2 separate regions of the Homo sapiens genome follow, and region 2 is linked to region 1. A link is an interaction called in ENCODE POLR2A ChIA-PET data of the cell type or tissue named here. Cell type or tissue: Panc1. All regions are shown on one strand. Each heading gives the region's core, and the rest is flanking DNA. Links, peaks and the distances in the headings are about the cores only. Region 1 overlaps TSC22D4-C7ORF61 (TSC22D4-C7orf61 readthrough). Region 2 overlaps PILRA (paired immunoglobin like type 2 receptor alpha).

Evidence for each region. ChIA-PET counts read pairs that join two places held together with the same protein. Peaks named below come from ENCODE experiments on the same cell type or tissue, not always from the same donor. Only the 100,000 strongest peaks of a DNase experiment are listed, where the experiment ranks them.
Region 2: POLR2A ChIA-PET joins it to region 1 with 9 read pairs; 6 of 35 experiments call an interaction of 5 or more read pairs at or near these places.

The regions. Positions count from the first base shown.
Region 1 is chr7:100,466,216-100,473,603 of GRCh38, reverse strand. It overlaps TSC22D4-C7ORF61 (TSC22D4-C7orf61 readthrough), which reads left to right. Exons shown (of 6, transcript NM_001395846.1): 4 at 6,004-6,052. TSC22D4 (TSC22 domain family member 4) reads left to right here. Exons shown (of 5, transcript NM_030935.5): 4 at 6,004-6,052; 5 at 6,436-7,085. The coding sequence ends at 6,645. Among named protein-coding and RNA genes, the nearest start is that of SPACDR, 5.6 kb to the right of the region's middle. RefSeq lists enhancers at 334-1,118, 1,119-1,905 and silencers at 3,913-4,062, 4,103-4,272. In Panc1, for the core only: CTCF peaks have their summits at 3,982 and 4,184 (motif pointing left); a DNase peak (open chromatin) is centred at 4,193; H3K27ac peaks cover 389 bases.
Region 2 is chr7:100,393,047-100,398,046 of GRCh38, reverse strand. It overlaps PILRA (paired immunoglobin like type 2 receptor alpha), which reads right to left. Exons shown (of 7, transcript NM_013439.3): 4 at 135-168. Among named protein-coding and RNA genes, the nearest start is that of PILRA, 22 kb to the right of the region's middle. RefSeq lists enhancers at 1-275, 1,143-1,192. In Panc1, for the core only: a CTCF peak has its summit at 141; no DNase peak of the experiment used is centred there.

The DNA.
Region 1 (7,388 bases), core at 1,438-6,437:
CAGGCGTGGTGGTACGTGCCTGTAATCCCAGCTACTCAGGAGGCTGAGGCAGGAGAATCACTTGAACCCAGGAGGCAGAGGGTGCAGTGAGCCGAGATCGCACCACTGCACTCCAGCGTGGGTGACAGAGCGAGACTCCGCCTCAAAAAAAAAACAACAAAAAAAACTGAAAAAGAATGGAAATCAGTTTCCTCCCAGTTCCATCTCCCTCTTTCTCTCCTAACAAAGGACTGGGACTCCCTAACAGCACCTGTGGAGCGTGACATCCTGATAGCCCACAGGGTCTACTTTAGGATCCTAAGATTTCTAGAACCGAGAAAGCAAGTCCCTAAGATGGGCCAGCTAGGAACAGAATCAGAGCTAGGAACGGCAAAGGGGCAGGGGCAGCACTGCAGAGAGCGACTTTCTGGGGTTCTCCCTTTAGGGGACAGTGCTCTGTTGGGTGGGTTTTCAGGGCCAGGTGTCACCATTCCTAAGAAAGCCAGCAAGCTGAAAAGGGAGGCCCAGAATCGTGAGTCAGAGATAGCCAGGCTGCCTGCTTCTCCCCGGGGACTGATAGGAACCGGGCAGAAGGGCTGGGGAGTCACCGCTTTTCTTTTGGAGGGAGAAGTGGGACTTCCCGTGGGAGGTTTTCAAGGGGAGGGACTTCCTGCTTGGAAGGAAATTGGGGGTGGGGCTTCGAGAGTGGGTGAGTGGGTGCCTGAGGGACCAATTCCAGATGGGAGTCGCTCCTTCCTGTCCTCCCCAGATCAGGGGCCACTCGCTGGGATCAGGGACTCAAGCCCACCACTGATAGGGTCCTGCGGCCTCAGGGAGGATAGGGACCTGGCAAAGGAGGTGGCCAGGAGCTGGTGGGACGGAGGGCAAGAGTGCCAGTGCTGGGTGGGGCTGGGCGGGGCTGGGCAGGACTGGGTGGCTTCTGCACGCCCCATTCCCACTCTCAGGAATGTGCGAGGTGTGAGGTCGGCCAGGGCTGGGAGAGTCACCTGCCGCCATCACTGCTATTCTCAGCGTTTCCCGCCCTCTCCCTCTCCCACTTGGGAGGTTCCCCGGCAAGAGGACTCCCCGTCCCTCCCCCACCCCTGTTGAGTTCACAGCCCAGCCTCCTGCTGTCTCTGTCTTAGAGGATTCAACCTCCTGAGGCCTCCGTCTTTCCCCTGTACCCTCCCTCCCTGCCTCCCTCCATCCCACCCCCTCCCTGCACACCCCAATCTGACCGGTCCGGTTCCCAGCCTCCACTTCACCCTGCTGTGCTCCAAGGCTCTTGGGGATCTGTCCCAGCCCAGCCCCTCAAGCCCCACCCTGCCAGGCCAGCGGGTTTGGGTTGGGCCACCCCCTGCCCCCTAGGAATGGGACATGTAGGCCCCACCTCTCCTGTCTGGTGTGCACAGGGCTGGCAGGACAGGATGCCAGTGGCCTGGGACCTCTCTCTTAAGAGGGAAGGTGGGCTGAGATGTTCAGTGCCTGGATCACAGGGAGGGAGTTGGGGACGCCTGACCAGTCCCTGAATCTGGGGATGGGCGAACAGAGGGTGCAGGTGAATCTAGAATGCTCACGTGCCCCAGGGCTGGAAATCCTTGTCCCCTCCCGGCAGGCAGGAGGTAATTAAGGTGTGAAGAAGTGGATGGAAGGAATGGGGGTGGGGGCAGTGACCGGCCTGGGGGATCCAGGCATTATACAGAATGGATCCCAGGGACTTGGGAAAGAAAAGGTACATTTATTTATCCAGTGCCTCCCTTGGGTCCGGTACTGCCTTCTCCCTTCTAATCCTAAAAAGCAGTTCCATTCTCCCACTTGCCAGATGAAGTATCTGAGACTCAGAGAAGGAGGTTTTTTTTTGTTTTGTTTTTGTTTTTTTCTTTTTTAGATGGAGTCTTGCTCTGTTTCCCAAGCTGGAATGCAGTGGCACGATCTTGGCTCACTGCAACCTCTGCCTCCCAGGTTTAAGCGATTCTCCTGGCTCAGCCTCCCCAGTAGCTGGGACTACAGGTGCATGCCACCATGCCCGGCTAATTTTTGTATTTTTAGTAGAAACGGGGTTTCACCATGTTGGCCAGGCTGATCTCAAACTCCTGACCTCAGGTGATCCACCCACCTCGACCTCCCAAAGTGCTGGGATTACAAGCATGAGCCACCTCACCCGGCCAGGAGGGTTTTAGAAACTTGCCCAAGGGCCACCCAGCTAGTTTAAGTGGCTGGACTGCAGCTGGAGCCTGGGTCCAACTCCAAAGCCACACCTTCTCCACTGTCCTACTGGGATGCCTGTGTCCCAGGCAAAGAGGTGGCGGCAATGGTCTACAATATCCTTTCTCTCTAGGACAGTCAGGTACAGCTCTCCCAAGCAGGGCAGGGAGCCAGCCCCCCTTCCCCCTCCCCGACCTCCCCAGCCCCGCCCCAAAGACACCACAGATCCGGGACAGCATAGAGACAGGGCAGCTGGATGACACTTTCTTGGCCCCAGACCTAGGCCCTGGGGGATCCCCTGAACCCACTGGAGAGTGTGCAGGGCTGGCCCCTGTCCCCAAGATCCCAGGCTCCCCATTTCTCCCAGGTGTCCTGCTTTTTATCTCATCTTCATGTTGAGGCCGTTTTATTTGACCCTCAAAGAGGAAGACCAGCTTCTAGGGCTGTCCCCGCCCCAGGACCAAGAGTCCTGCAGGGCTAAGTCTCCCACTGTGCATGTCACACACTGCACAACTAACTCCAGGGGGTGCCGCTCATATTTGAAATCACAGTCAATGCTTGAAGTCACGACAGTTTTCCAGAAGATGGCATTAAGGATCTCGAAGAAGGGGGCATTTTCTAATCCATACAAACTTGCTTTTGGGCTTGTGGTGGAGGTCGATCCTGTCTCAGCAGCCCCTACTTTCCTCCCCCGGACCCTGTCAAAGAATTCTAGCACAGTGCCCACAACCCCTCGCTTTGGGGTCCTAAAGGGAAGGGCCTGCATTGCCAGAGCCCTGGTCCCTTGAAGTGTGTGTTAGAATGTTCCAATAGAGGCCTGGCACAGTGACTCACACCTGTAATCCCAGGACTGAGATGGGAGGCTGAGGTGGGTGGATCATGAGGTCAGGAGTTCAAGACCAGCCTGGCCAACATGGTGAAACCCCATTTTGCCGGAGGCTCCCCGGCAAAAATACAAAAATTAGCTGGGCATGGTGGCTCATGCCTGTAATCTCAGCTACTCTGGAGGCTGAGGCAGGAGAATCACTTGAACCCAGAGGTGGAGGTTCCAATGAGGGAAAATCCCGCCATTGCACTCCAGCCTGGGCAACAAGAGCAAAAACTCCCAGGCGCTAGACAAACAGAAGACAGTCACCTGTCGGCTAACAAACGTTTATTGCTGTATTATTCCTTTATCTCTGGTGAGAATGAACACCTTACTTGACATCTTTACCCCTGAGTCTCTGCCCAGCAGGGCCCATGTTCCTATCCCTGTGTATCCAACCCCTTTGGTCTCTGTGAGTGTTTAATGGGGTGGTGGCAGTATTGGGCTTTCTGTGGTGGCTCCATCTCCACCCAGGTGTTGCTGATTGAAATAGCTCGAAAATTACTTTGACCCTCCTGCTGGCAGACCCACCTCCACCCTTCAACTTCTCCTCTCCCACCACCCCAAGAGTCCCAGATGCCCTTCCCCCACCCACCCCATCCTGCTCGCTCAGGCCTAGTCACCTCCTTAGTTGCTCCACCTGTCAGCGCCTTCTGCACCCAGAGCTGGGATGAGAAATGGAAAATTCCCAGCTCCCTTGTGCTCCCTTCCTGGCTGCAGGACCTTATCCAGGGGTCACCTTGAATTGAGTGCTGATCCCCCTGCAGGAAAGCAAGTCTGAGCTGACAGCCAGGAGGGAGGGCTTACAAGGGAGTCCAGGGATGTGGGCTGCAGCGCCTTGAGGCCCCTGCTCCAAGGGGGGCCCAGCTGGGGGCTGGAGGGCAGGACTGGGGATCCCGCCACAGCGCCAGAGTGCAGGGGTGCAAGGGTGGGTCGGGAGCCTCAGGGCAAGAGCCTGGGGCCTGAGGGGTGGGAGAGGGAGCCTTGGAGGATGAGGTCAGCACAAGGGCCTGCGCAGGTGGGGCCTGAGAGTGGGGCTTGAGGGAGAGCCAGGTTCTGGGACCAGGAGCCCAACGTCGTGGAGCCAGCCTGGAGCCCGGCCCTGGGGGCTGTTGAGCCAGGCCTGAGTCGCCCTCTGGTGGCCACTTCCCAGACTGCAGCCAGACCCTGTCACCCCAGACTCCCAGCCCTCTTCCAAGCCCTGTTGCTCCTCTTCCCAGTGTCCCTTCTCCAAGCTCACTTCCCTTCCTCTCCTCAAACCCTCGCTTCCTCTGAGACCCCAGACCCAGGTCCCAGGCCCATAGGCGATTTTTTTTTTTTTTTTTTTAAGACAGAGTTTTGCTCTTGTTGTCCAGGCTGGAATTCAGTGGCACGATCTCGGCTCACTGCAACCTCCGCCTCCCAGGTTCAAGCGATTCTCCTGCCTCAGCCTCCAGAGTAGCTAGGATTACAGGCACCCCCCACCATGCCCAGCTAATTTTTTGTACTTTTAGTAGAGCCAGGGTTTCACCATGTTGGCCAGGCTGGTCTCAAACTTCTGACCTCAGGTGATCCACTCGCCTCAGCCTCCCAAAGTGCTGGGATTACAAGCGTGAGCCACCACACCTGGCTTTTTTTTGAGACAAGATCTCACTCTGTCGTCCAGGCTGGAGTGCAGTAGCACGATCTCGGCTCACTGCAACCTCCACCTCCTGGGTTCAAGCGATTCTCCTGCCTCAGCCTCCTGAGTAGCTGGAATTGCTGGCACCCTCCACCACGCCTGGCTAATTTTTGTATTTTCAGTAGAGATGGGGTTTCTCCATGTTGGCCAGGCTGGTCTCAAACTCCTGACCTCAAGTGATACACCCACCTTGGCCTCCCAAAGTGCTGGGATTACAGGTGTGAGCCACCACGCCTGGCCTTTACGCTGTATTCATCTTCTAGGGCTTTGGGCTCAGTTTCTGTTGCCATGGTAACCTTTCCCATTTTTGGTCTTCTCTGGAGACTCAGGGACCCTCTGGCCAGATCCCAGGGGTCACCCATGATGTGAGCCTTGTGGGGTTTTTTGGTGGGAGAGCGCTCATGATCTATGGAAGACCACGAGCACGTCAGAACGCCCCCTACCCCAGCCACCTCCACCCTCTTTCCCAAGGCCTTGAGTGACGGAGGGGACAGAATGGGGTCGGAGGTGGCGAGGGGCCTCCGAAGGCCAGCCCCTTCCTCTCCCTTCACACCCTTCACTCCCCGCTCAGACCCAGGCTTCTGCCCCACGCCCCTCCCCTGGCCCAGCCACCAGCTGACTTCCTCGGCCGGCCCCCTCCCCTCCACTCTGGGATTGGTGCCAGGGTGAGAAGGGGACACTGGCACTGACCGTGTCTGGGAATTCCCGCCCACCGAGGAGCTGAAAGGAGGGGGGGTCCCCGTGTCCCCAAGGAGCCAATAGCAGCCAGGCCTTGCCCTTGGGGGGGTGGTGTATATCTTTCAGGCCAGCACCCCCGAGGCACTGTCTCCTCTCTGCCTGCCTGGCACCAGCCAGACCCTGCTCTGCCCGGGGGGCTCTGAGCCCCCCAGGCATTCCCTTCACTGCATCCCTCTCCATTGGGGGGGTGTCTAAGGACCCTTTCCCCTTGGGCATGGCCCAGCCAGGGGTCTCTGTCAAGTCCCTGGTGTCGTCTTATGAGACCCGAGTGGTGGGGATGGCTCCGGGGCTGCCCCGAAAAAGGGGCTGTGCCTCTTCCCCTTGCTCTCCCCGGGGTGCATCCCCCATCCGAGGGACATCTGGGCCCCCGCCCCACCGGGGCCTGGGAGGCCCTGGGCAGCGGCCTTCAACCCGCAGGGGGATGGACAAAACCCTCCTCTCCCTCATTCTCTACTGTCACAGGTACAGGGGGGTGTGGGCGGGAGGCTGTGGTCCAAGAAACCAGCACCTGGGAAGGCTTCTCCTCTCCTCCCCTCACCTTCCTGTGTCTCTCCAGTGGCTCCGGAAGCCTGGTTGGCATTGACAACAAAATCGAGCAAGCCATGGTAAGAGAAGCCATCTTGGTCCCAGGAGGTCCTGGCCCCCTTAAGCCATCCCTCTGCCCCAGCCCTGTCCTCTTCCTTACCAGGGAACACCAACTCCCAGCTCCTCCGTCCCTCTCCCTGCTGGGCTGCTGGGCATCCTCTGCCCCCTCCTGCCACCACCTCCACCCTTGACTTTGCCCAGCCTCTAGTCTGGCTACTGGTCCCCATCTCTGTCTTTGAGCCCTGACTCTGCCTCTGTCCCTCGTCCTTTTCCCCTGTCCCTTCCCTGCTTTGTCCCTCATCCTCTGGACACTGGGGACTGTCTCCCACCCCAGCCCTCAAGGCACTGGGCAGGGGATGAGGCACCCACCCCGTTGACGCTGTGCCTGTCCCGGGGCCCCCAGGACTTGGTGAAGTCCCACCTCATGTTTGCGGTCCGGGAGGAGGTGGAGGTGCTGAAGGAGCAGATCCGGGAATTGGCGGAGCGGAACGCTGCGCTGGAGCAGGAGAATGGGCTGCTGCGCGCCCTGGCCAGCCCGGAGCAGCTGGCTCAGCTGCCCTCCTCGGGGGTCCCACGGCTTGGGCCCCCTGCGCCCAATGGGCCCTCCGTCTGAGCCTCCCTTCCCTTACAATGTGCCTTTGGGGCTGCCCGGCCTTGCGTCAGCCGCCTGCCCCCTCTTCCTATGCAGCTTTAATGTCCCCGTGTCCCCGGGGTGGGAGTTCAAGGCTCAGTAATGGCCTGGTCCCCCGGCCCCTGCCCCATCTCCTCATCATCCCCAGCCTTGATGGAGGAGGGAGGGCTTCAGGACGGGGCGTCAGAGGGAGCCCCCTCTGGGAGGGAACCAACCCCCACCCTCCCTCCTGGGACCCCCCAGCAGTAGACGGCTTGGGGGAGTCGGAGGCTCCCCGGCAGACACCCCACCCCCATCTTGTTCCCTTGAGGTGCCTCCTCTCCTCTGCCCAGGGGAGGGAGTGTGGACAGTATCTGGAAGTTCTGGGATTCAGGTTGTTATTAAAATAATAATAATAATTAAAAACTCTGAAGAAACTTGAATTTGGAGGTTGACATCTCGTTCGTTGCTTGTGTTCAGACTCAGGGGTCGCGCCTGCCATTTAGGGCTCCCCTGAGATCTTTTGCAGACTGGGGAGGTTTAAAGCGTGGGAGACGGAGGAATTGAGACAGAGGCTGGAGAAGGGAGCCAGCGGTTCGGGTCCTGGGAAGGGGCAAGTGAGGATTGGGGGTGGGGGGGCGTCTGCCCACGTGCTGGGCGGGGGGCTGGGAAACAATAAGGTCTTTGGTGGTTGCCCAAGATCCACCCCTGGCTTCCCAGTGTGTCCCCTCTGCGGGCTGGATCCG
Region 2 (5,000 bases), core at 1-5,000, 74 kb after region 1:
TAAGTTGGGGATGCAACAATGGCCGTGGCAGGCTGGGTTTGTGGGGTTCTTAGCAGCACACTCCCTGTTTCCCAAATCAGCCCACTGCCTGCACATGCACCCCCCAACCCACCCTGGGGAGGCCCAGCACTCACCTGGCTGGGGTTGTGGCTTTAGTCCGCTGCTGACCTGTAGGGGGACCAACAGTGAGTCAGGGTGGCATCCGGGTGATGGCAGTCTCCATCCCACCTTCTCTGCTGCGCCCTAGGCTGAGGCCCTCCTTAGAGGGACCGGAGCAGCAGAGCTGCTCCACCCAAACCCATCAGGAAGGGCCTGGGACTCAGCCGGCACCCTGAGGTCTCCACCTGTCCTCCCTGTTGTCTTCCATGTCACCTCCTGAGACCCCTTCACCCTGACCCCCTCCCTTGGTTTCTTTCTCTCTTGAGCTCTCTGCTCAGCCCCAACCTGGCTCCCTCCACCGCTGAGCCCTCGCCCAGTCACTTCTCCCCTCCCCTCCCCTTCCCTTGACATTGGCACCCCGCCCCCATTCCCTCCAGGTCCTCAGGGAGACCGTGCCTGTGCTTTCCTTCTGGGTGGCGGCTATGTCTGCCCTCCAGCCTTGGGAGCGTCGTGCTTGGGACTCATGTTTGTGGCTGTTCAAATTCTGTTGCCACCACTAGGCTTCCCCTCCCCTCTGGCTGGTCCCACCCTGAATCCTCTGCTGCCTCTCCCATTGTGTCCTGCCCCTCCCATCCCCGTGGCATCCTTGCAGTGTTTCCCAAGCAGTGGGCTCCTGGTCCACAGACATCCCCTCCACCATCTAGCCTCCTCCCAGGAGGGCTCCATGTCCACAGAGACACCCTCTGAACCCAGGCCTTGAGGTACCCCTCAACTCCAGGGACCTCCCCTTCCACTTCTACAGGACTTTTTTTTTTTTTTTTAATGTTTAGACTGAGAACTCTGAAATATTAATTGCTAGTATCATTTCCATGCTGCAGCTTTCTTTCCAGCACTCTTCTGTCCCTCTGTTTTTTCCCTCTCTTTAGGTTATGTTTTATTTTACTTACGGTAAAAAAAAAACAAAAAAACAAACAAAACACTAGAATTCACTTTTAACCACGTGTACAGTTCATTAGTGTTAAGTATATTCACACTGTTGTGAAACATCTCCAGGACCTTTTCATCTTGCAAAACTGAAACAGTTTTAAAGAACCCCTACTCCCTCCTCCCTGCGGTTTCTGACAGCCACCATTCTACTTTCTGTTCCTATTAATTTAATATCTCTAGGCACCACCGAAAAGTGGAATCATACAATATTTGTCATTTTGTGACTGCCTTATTTCACCTAGCTTGATGTCTTCCAGTTTCGTTTATACTGTAGTATGTGTCAGAATTTCTTTTTTTCTTTATTTTTTGAGACAGAGTTTCGCTCTTGTCACCCAGGCTGGAGTGCAGTGGTGTGATCTAGGCTCACTGTAACCTCTGCCTCTCTGGTTCAAGCGATTCTCCTGCCTCAAGCTCCCAAGTAGCTGAGATTACAGACGCCCATCACCAGGCCTGGGTAATTTTGTATTTTTAGTAGAGACAGGGTTTCACCACGTTGGTCATGCTGGTCTCGAACTCCTGACCTCAGGTGATCCACCCACCTTGGCCTCCCAAAGTGCTGGGATTACAGGTGTGAGCCACTGCACCTGGCCCAGAATTTCTTTTAAACACTGAATAATATTCCATTATATGTATAAACCACATTTTGTTCATCCATTCATTCATTGATGGACATCTGGGTTGCTTCCACCTCTTGGCCATTGAAAATAGTGTTGCTATCAACATGGGTGTATCAATATCTCTTCAAGACCTTTCTTTTCAGTTCTGTTTGGTATGTACCCAAAAGTGGGATTGCTGGATCGTATGGTAGCTTTATTTATTTATTTATTTATTTATTTTGAGATGAAGTCTCGCTCTGTCATCCAGGCTGGAGTGCAGTGGCACAATCTCAGCTCACTGCAACCTCTGCCTCCCGGGTTCAAGTGATTCTCCTGCCTCAGCCTCCTGAGTAGCTGGGATTACAGGTGCCCGCCACCACACCCAGCTAATTTTGTATTTTTAGTGGAAATGGTGTTTCACCATGTTGGCCAAGCTGGTCTCGAACTCCTGGCCTCAGGTGATCTGCCACCTCAGCCTCCCAAAGTGCTGGAATTTGAGGTGTGAGCCACCACTCCTGGCCTTTATTTTTAAATTTTTGAGGAAAGGCCATGCTTTTTTTCTGTATCATTTGCACTATTTTATAGCCCCCATCAACAGTGCGCAAGGGCCCCAATTTCTTCACATTCTTCCCAACACTTGTCATTTACACACTTTTTAAATAGTAGCTGTCCTTCTGGGTATAAGGAGATAGCTCTCTGTAGTTCTGATTTGCATTTCTCTGATGATTAGTTGGCCATTTTCATCTGCTTGTTGGTGATTTGTATACTGTCTTAGTCTATTTTGTGCTGCTAATGTATATAAGAATATCTGAGCCTGTATAATTTATAAAAAAACAAATTTGTTTCTTCTGTTGGACAAGAGGTTGCTGAAAAGTAAAACAAAGCAAAGCAAAGCAAAAATTATTTCTCACAGTTCTGGAGGCTGGGAAATCCAAGATCAAGGTGCCAGCATCTTGCTTTTTGCTGTGTCTTTCAGAGGGGAGGATTACTGTGTCCTCACATGGCAGAAGATTAGAAGACAGTGAACCCACTCCTGAAATCCCTTTTTATAATGGCATTAATCCGTTTGGCAGAGCCGTCATGACCTAAGCACCTCCCAAAACACACTACCTCCCAGTTGTCACACTGGGGACTAAGTTTCCAATACATGATTTGAGGAGACACATTTCAGACCATAGCATATATCATCTCTGGAGAAATGTCTGTTAAAATCCACTGCCCACTTTTAAATTGGGTTGATTTTTTTGTTGTTGAATTATAGGAATTTTTATATATTTCAGATTTTCACTCCTTATCAGATATATAATTTACAAATATTTTCCCCATTCTATAGGTTGCCTTTTGATTCTATTGATTGTGTCCTGTAATGAAAAAACATGTTTAAGTTTAATGTTGTCCTATTTGTCTATTTTTTCTTTTGTGGCTTGTGCTTTTGGTATCACAGGCAAGAAATTATTGCCAAACCCAGTGTCATGAGGCTTTTTCCCTATGGTTTGGGGTCTTACATTTAGGTCTTTAATCCATTTGGAGTTAAATTTTGTATATGGTATAAGATAAGGATCCAACTACATTCTTTGGTTTGGATATTCAGTTTTCCCAATGCCATTTGTTGAAGAGATTGTCCTTTGCCCATTAAGTGCTCATGGCACCCTTGTCAAGTCTTTTGACCATATGCGCAAGGGTTTATTTCTAGACTCTGTATTCTATTCCGTTGGTATATTAATCTATTTTTTTTCAATTCAGCTCCTTTTTTTTTTTTTTTTTTTTTTTTGAGATAGAATCTCACTCTGTCACCCAGGCTGGAGTGCAGTAGCACAATCTCGGCTCACTGCAACCTCCGCCTCCCAGGTTTGAGTGATTCTTGTGCCTGGCCCATGGTGTATAATTCTTTTGCCGTGCTGTTGAATTTGGTTTGCTGGTATTTTGTTGATGTTTACATCAATATTTATCAGAGTTATTGGTCTGTAGTTTGTTTTGTTTCTGTTTTTGTTTTTCTTGTAGTGTCTTTGTTTGGCTTTGGTATCATGGTAATGCTGACCTCACAGAATAAGCTTGGAAGCATTCCAGCTGTCTTTTGTCATTATGCCACTGTACCTGCTCTTAGACTTCATTGAACTCTTATCCCGTGATAATCTACTTTTCTACAGATTATTCAGACTCCCTGCTGACCCCTCTGCTCTTCATTCCTGCCTTCTCACTAGCTCCTTGACCTGTGATCTCCTGTCTTTCTGCCACACTTAGCTGGCAAGTCTCTAATCCTGGGGGTGTCTTATGGCAGAAATGGTATTTGATTACCCAATATCTATTCAATTATTCTTAGTTACAGAAAATTGATTGTATTTGGAGTGGGAGGGTTCCCCCTACAGATAGCTGTGGGATATGTGACCAAATTCTAGCCAATAAGATATAAACTGGGTCGGAGGGGCGGGGATCGGCTGTGTGGAGAGGGCCGGGGCTCTCACACGTGAAGAAGTTGTTGTTAGGTCTTTCAGAAAGACTCTTTAAAAGGGAACAGAGAGTTGAGGCATAGTATTTTTTTTTTCCTTTCTTCCTTCCTCCTATTTTTTGCCAGGAACCCAGAAATAGTGGCTGGAATCCTTGCAGCCGTCTTGGGCTATGAGGCAACCTTTGGGACAGAAGCCAGCATCAGGGCTGGTGAATCAGAAAGGTAGGAACCTGAGTGTCTAAGAACAGTGATGTGCTGTCTGCTTCCAGATCTGTTTACAAGAGGAAAAAAATAACCCAACTCTGTCTTGTTTAAGCTACTTTTACTTCTGGTCCCTGGTGGTAGCAACTGACAACAATTCCTGACCAACACAAATCACTAAGGTCTCAAAATCTGAATGGTTGACTACTGCTGGGGAAAAATGCAGCCATGCACAACACTGCTATCATAGATTTACAGTTTCGTATCTGAGCTGAATCCTCAAACTCCACTTCCCATTTCCTCAGTGACTATGTCAAACTTTCTCTTCAATTCCCTGACCCTCTTATTCATTCTCAGGAGAAAAGTGCTGTGGTTTTTGTTCTGCAGAATTAAAAAAAAAATCATAAGTGGTTGATTTTAATTTTTTTTTTTTTGTTTGAGACAGAGTCTCGCTCTATCACCCAGGCTGGAGTGCAGTGGTGTGATCTCAGCTCACTGCAGCCTTCACTTCCTAGGTTCAAGCGATTCTCATGCCTCAGCCCCCCAAGTAGCTGGGATTACAGGGGCGCATCACCATGCACAGCTAATTTTTATATTTCTAGTAGAGACGGGGTTTCACCATGTTGACCAGGCTGGTCTTGAACTCCTGACCTCAAGTGATTTGCCCACCT